Regions from separate parts of the Homo sapiens genome. Here region 1 is linked to region 2. Evidence: read pairs that join two places in POLR2A ChIA-PET (ENCODE). Cell type or tissue: MCF 10A. All regions are shown on one strand. Each heading gives the region's core, and the rest is flanking DNA. Links, peaks and the distances in the headings are about the cores only. Region 1 overlaps CEP250 (centrosomal protein 250). Region 2 overlaps SPAG4 (sperm associated antigen 4).

Evidence for each region. ChIA-PET counts read pairs that join two places held together with the same protein. Peaks named below come from ENCODE experiments on the same cell type or tissue, not always from the same donor. Only the 100,000 strongest peaks of a DNase experiment are listed, where the experiment ranks them.
Region 1: POLR2A ChIA-PET joins it to region 2 with 10 read pairs; 6 of 35 experiments call an interaction of 5 or more read pairs at or near these places.

The regions. Positions count from the first base shown.
Region 1 is chr20:35,515,102-35,518,005 of GRCh38, forward strand. It overlaps CEP250 (centrosomal protein 250), which reads left to right. Exons shown (of 35, transcript NM_007186.6): 35 at 1-2,904. Among named protein-coding and RNA genes, the nearest start is that of C20orf173, 13 kb to the right of the region's middle. In MCF 10A, for the core only: no CTCF peak of the experiment used is centred there; a DNase peak (open chromatin) is centred at 1,360.
Region 2 is chr20:35,618,182-35,621,085 of GRCh38, forward strand. It overlaps SPAG4 (sperm associated antigen 4), which reads left to right. Exons shown (of 12, transcript NM_003116.3): 6 at 269-294; 7 at 431-539; 8 at 742-817; 9 at 1,014-1,129; 10 at 1,398-1,565; 11 at 2,503-2,592; 12 at 2,695-2,904. The coding sequence ends at 2,841. Among named protein-coding and RNA genes, the nearest start is that of SPAG4, 3.8 kb to the left of the region's middle. RefSeq lists enhancers at 1-104, 105-1,054, 1,162-1,391. In MCF 10A, for the core only: no CTCF peak of the experiment used is centred there; a DNase peak (open chromatin) is centred at 1,210.

The DNA of each region.
Region 1 (2,904 bases), core at 177-2,676, 100 kb before region 2:
GCTCGGGGTCTAGCTGTGACCTGGGGATCGGTTGGAGTAGCTTCTTGACCAGCCGGAATTGGGTTAGGTGTCCTAGCATTGGTGCCTATGGAGAAGAACACAGACTGTTTATCACTCACCCCTGGTTCCAGTACCAAGGAAAGGCTGGAGCCATTGCAACTGGAGGCCCAGCGGAGGAAGGGATCAAGAAGAGGATGCAGCCCAGAGCCCAGGACCGAGCATCCACCGGCCTCTGGAGATGGCGTGGTCTCCAGTTGCATCGGGGCTTCAGGGCCCATCTGAAGTGCTGATCAAACCAGGCAGACACACCATGCTGGTGAAGGCAGGCTTTGTAGATGCGGGGCTGAATTGAGCAGCCACAGAACCTCTGCAGCTCTGGGGCCAGTGGCAGAACTTCTAGAAGTACCTGTGGGGTGGGAAACCCCAGCCACAAAAGCAGTGAGCTGACTTCCAGGCCTGAGGCTTTGCCTGCAGGCCTCATCTCAGCCCATGGGACAGATTCCTGGTTTTTTTAGTTTGGCCTTGGGGTAGATGATACCTTCAGCTGTCCACCCTGCAATACCTCACCTCCTGCCTTCTGACCCAGTACTCTGCAGAGCGGGGGAATGGGGCCAGGGGACAGGGGCAGGGAAGAGGAAGAAGCAAGAGCTGCCAGTGTGCTCCAAACCAAGAGAGCCCTCCACATGATTCTGGGCACAGCTGAGGAGGAGTGCAAGCTCAACTCTGCTCACCACACTTAAGAAGCAGGCAAGGGAGGATGAAGGGCAAAAACATGGGGTCCTGAGGCCCTTTTACTCCCTCTACCCTGCTGGAGGTGAGGATGAGAGGTGAGACTTCGTTGGACTGTGCTCCTGGCCAGTTGATCTCACCCAACTCATTACATCAGTAGCCTGGTCACAGGGTGGACACTCTGACCTCTTCTTAGCCTTTCATTGGCAATACTACCAGCTCTATATATGCCCTTATAGGGCCTGAACCTTGGCTCAGGTGGATGGGCTTGGAGGTAAAATAATTGAATGGGTCAGGGGTAGGAGGAGAGATGAGTCTCTGCCAAGGCTGTGTGATGTGTCATCTGAGAGAGTGGGTAACCCCTATTCCCAGCACATGGCCATTTATTTAGAGCCAGGGAGGGGGACGAGAATTCATATTCAAATGTGATTCTTTCTTAATTACTACCAGTTGTTCAGGTGAGGGAATCAGGGAAGGCCAGATTAATAATCCACACATTGCCCTTGCACCTCCTGTCTTGGTTTCCTATCAAAACCTCTCCCGTATCTATGAACATTCCAGCCCTGCAGGTCAGATTGCTGGCCAGGAGTAGTCTCACATTCTAGCTGACTGATGGCCTCGGCTTCTGCTGTTGTATGTGGTTTGATGATTCATGCTGGAGCCTTTGGCTATAACTCTCTTCCCTGTATAAGGGCCATCTGAAGTTTGTCTGCCTGACTCCATTACCTGGTGAATGAGATTGGCTAGCTGCTGCTCCTGCCCCAGCTATTCAGTCATTTGGCAAATACTCATTTAAACAAAGCTCCACAGGGATCTCTGAGAAGGAGCTCACCTCTAGGCACACAGAACCTGGACACAGATGAAAGTTTGCAGAATGACCCAGTTGTGCAGAAGAGACCCACTGGCTGCTCTCAGTGAGGCCAGGGAGAGTCAAACAGAGCATCTTGGACAAAGAGAGGGCTTGAAGGCCCTTTCAAAGTGTCAAGCCAGTTGGATGCACGGGTTGTGTGGAGTCCAGGGGTACATCCAGAAGCAATGGCAGGTGTTATCCATTCATTCAGGTTAGACCTCTGAGCAGACGGCAGAAACGTCAGCCACAGGTGAGCATAAGCTCAAACCCCCCCATTGAAGGCTACATTCTTGTCCCACAGGGCAGAGCACATGGCAAGTGGCATGCTGACTCAGACACCGGGCACTGAGAAAAGTGGGAAGCCATGGTCACAGACTCTACATTCCCCTCTCCTGTTGGCCTCCATCCCTTCCTCAACCGTCCGCAGAACACCTCCTTCCAGCACCTTAGCTCCTGCCTCCCTCTGGACCTATTCAGTCCTCAAGGGTGCCCTGCTAAAGGCTGGGCTGAAAGCTAAGAGGAGAGGTGGCATTCAATGTGTCCTGTGTCCTCCCTGGGGTTGATTAAGGGGTCGATGCCCAATAGAGTCCTTCATCTTGGTGTTCAGCCCAGGGTCCAGCTGCCAAGGGAAGGCTTGGCAATCAAGGGTGATGGAGATAAGAATGAAAAGGGGCACCACCCTGTGCCAAAGCTGGCATGTTGTATATCTGAGAGAGGAGCTGCCTATTCACAGTGTAGGGTTGTCAAGCTGGAGGCAGGGAGAGAAAAGCAAGAGCTTTTTGGTTCCTCTTGAGGATAGAATCTATAGGAAAATGTAAGAGGGTTAAAAATAAATTTCCCATGCATCCAAACTTTTTTCTTTGGTAGACTTTCTTGTCATCTATTTAAAATGAAACAAGTGCATGTACGTGGTTAAGACATTTTAGCTAGGAATGATGGTGCGTGCCTGTAGTCCCAGCTACTTGGGAGGCTGAGGCAGGAGGATCGCTTGAACCTGGAAGGTCAAGGCTGCAGTGAGCCGAGATCATACCACTGCACTCCAGCCTGAGTGATAAAAGTGAGACCCTGTCTCAAAAAAAAAAAAAAAATTAAAGAAGTTAAACAGTGCCGGGCTTGGGGGCTCACGCCTGTAATCCCAGCACTTTGGGAGGCCCAGGCAGGCAGATTGCTTGGGCTCAGGAATTCAAGACCATCCTAAGCGAAAAAATATAAAAATTAGCTCAGTGTGATGATGTGCCTGTAGTCCCAGCTACTCGGGAGGCTGAGGTGGGAGGATCACCTGAGCCCAGGGAGGTCAAGGTTGCAGTGAACCATGATCATGTCAC
Region 2 (2,904 bases), core at 255-2,754:
GAGATTGTGGGGGTCCCCTGGACTGTCGGTCTGCTGGGGTGGGGGTAGTGCCAGAGGCTACAATCCTTAAGAAAGGGCTGGATATAAACAGACTTATGAGGGATTGTGCTTGAGGGTCTCTTGGGGGCTCTGATACTGGGAGGTCAAGGAGGAGTCGAGGAAAGGGGACACAGTCTTCAAAAAGGAAGCCCTGGCCGTTTCCAGGCTGAGGTAGGAGCAAGGACGACGGGAGCTGAGCGGCTCTGTGTTTTGTCCCTTCATCCAACAGGAACCTAAGGAGATGCTGACTCTAAGGTGAAAGAGGGCACCTAGGGTGGGAAATTGGGGGGCTCAAAGTTGCTTCTTTGAGAACCTTGAAGGCGTGGGGGCCTTTGGGAGGTGTCCAGGGGGACAGGGAGCCAACCCCACGGCGCCCACCTCCCACCTCCAGTGAGTACCACGAGCGCGTGCGCTCCCAGGGGCAGCAGCTGCAGCAGCTCCAGGCCGAGCTGGATAAACTCCACAAGGAGGTGTCCACTGTTCGGGCAGCCAACAGCGAGGTGAGCCCCGGCCCACCTTGGAAACCCCTGATGGATCCCTGCTCCCAGGGTCCTGAGACTTAAGCTCCGCCCAGAGCCCTGCGGGATTTCTCCCGGTGCCCACGAAGTCCATCCCAAAGCAACCAGCTCCCAGAGGTCCCGTCCACCTGTAAAAGCAGCCCGCAAGCCTCGCCCCTCCAGGCCTCGCCCTCCCTCCTTGCAGAGAGTGGCCAAGCTCGTGTTCCAGAGGCTGAATGAGGATTTTGTGCGGAAGCCCGACTATGCTTTGAGCTCTGTGGGTAAGACCCGGAGACACTGGAAGACAGAGACGCAGACAGGAAAGAGGCCAAGACACTGACACAGACAGACCCATGCACCTGACCGGCCGAAGACAGAGCCTCGGACAGCCCCCACCCGCCCCCAGCCCCCGCGCCCCCGCGCCCCGACTCCCGGCAAGGCCTGGGAGCCTCTGAGGGTTACTTCTCACTGTTCCAGGAGCCTCCATCGACCTGCAGAAGACATCCCACGATTACGCAGACAGGAACACTGCCTACTTCTGGAATCGCTTCAGCTTCTGGAACTACGCACGGCCGCCCACGGTTATCCTGGAGGTGAGTCTGGAAACATCCCGGGATGGGACCCCGGGCGGGACGCTGGGAAAAGCACCAAAACCCCGCCCTACAGGCGGAGCTTGGCTGAGCCGAGGGCGTGGAGGATGGCGTTTAACTCAAGGAGAGACCTGGCATTGCTGGGGACTGGGGCGGGCTGGAGGTGGAGCTCTGGGCGGGTCGATGGATGGGGTCGAGCTGAGGCCCGGGCTGGGGAGCGGCAGCAGTCGCTCTGTCCGACGGTTCCGATGGTCCCTCCGCCCGCCTGCAGCCCCACGTGTTCCCTGGGAATTGCTGGGCTTTTGAAGGCGACCAAGGCCAGGTGGTGATCCAACTGCCGGGCCGAGTGCAGCTGAGCGACATCACTCTGCAGCATCCACCGCCCAGCGTGGAGCACACCGGAGGAGCCAACAGCGCCCCCCGCGATTTCGCGGTCTTTGTGAGTGCGGACGAGGTCAGGAGGTGGGGGATTTTGCCTAGAGAGCCCAAGCAGTCTTGAGAACTGGTGCCGTTATCTGAGTCTTCGCTTGCTCATCTATAAAATGAAGATACTACTATTTGCCTCTCAGAGCTGCTGTAGGTTATAGTCATAACCATATCCAGATATTAGTTATTGCTTGCAAAGCACTTACTCCGTGCCAAGCAGTTTACAGGCATTCTTATTTTGCTGTTGTTTTTGAGACAGTCTCGCTCTTGTCACCCAGGCTGCTGGAGTGCAGTGGTGCCATCTCAGCTCACCTGCAACCTCAGCCTCTAGGATTCAAGCGATTCTTGTGCCTCATCCTCCCGAGTAGCTGGAATTACAGGCGTGCGCCACCATGCTCGGCTAATTTTTGTATTTTTAGTAGAGATGGGGTTTCACCATGTTGGCCAGGATGGTCTCAAACTCCTGACCTCAAGTGATCCGCCTTCCTCGGCCTTCTGAAATGCTAGGATTACAGGCATGAGCCACCGTGCCTGCTTTGCACCCACATAACAACCTATGATGTACTGTTATCTCCCCCTTTAAAGATGAAGAAAGTAATGCTCAGAGAGGGGAAGTTATTTTTCCAAGGTAATACAACTAACAGTTGGCAGGATTAAATTTAAAACCTGGTTTCTTCCCGGGAGGTGGAGCTTGCAGTGAGCCAAGATCTCACCACTGCACTCCAGCCTGGGTGACAGAGCAACACTCCGTCTCAAAATAAATAAATAAATAAAACCTGGTTTCTTAGAGCCCACATTCTGAATTACAGTGTACGACCATCAAAAAATACATGAGAACATGCATATAGCTATTGAATACACAGAAGATCCTCAGCAAAGTTTTCTTCTCCCCGCCCCCCCCGCCCCACCTGTCCCCCTCATAGTTCCTCCTTTCATTCTTCACCCACCAGGGCCTCCAGGTTTATGATGAAACTGAAGTTTCCTTGGGGAAATTCACCTTCGATGTTGAGAAATCGGAGATTCAGACTTTCCACCTGCAGGTGTGTTTGTCTCTAGGGTGAAGGTGCCAAGGGAGTGGGGCAGTGAGGGATGAATGATCCAGGAGGAGGGCAGCCCTTGGCATGATCCATTTGTCTCCCCAGAATGACCCCCCAGCTGCCTTTCCCAAGGTGAAGATCCAGATTCTAAGCAACTGGGGCCACCCCCGTTTCACGTGCTTGTATCGAGTCCGTGCCCACGGTGTGCGAACCTCAGAGGGGGCAGAGGGCAGTGCACAGGGGCCCCATTAAACATGCTGATTTTTGGAGTAGAATTGAGTTCTGCTGAAGGATACTGGATCAGTGCTTTCGGGG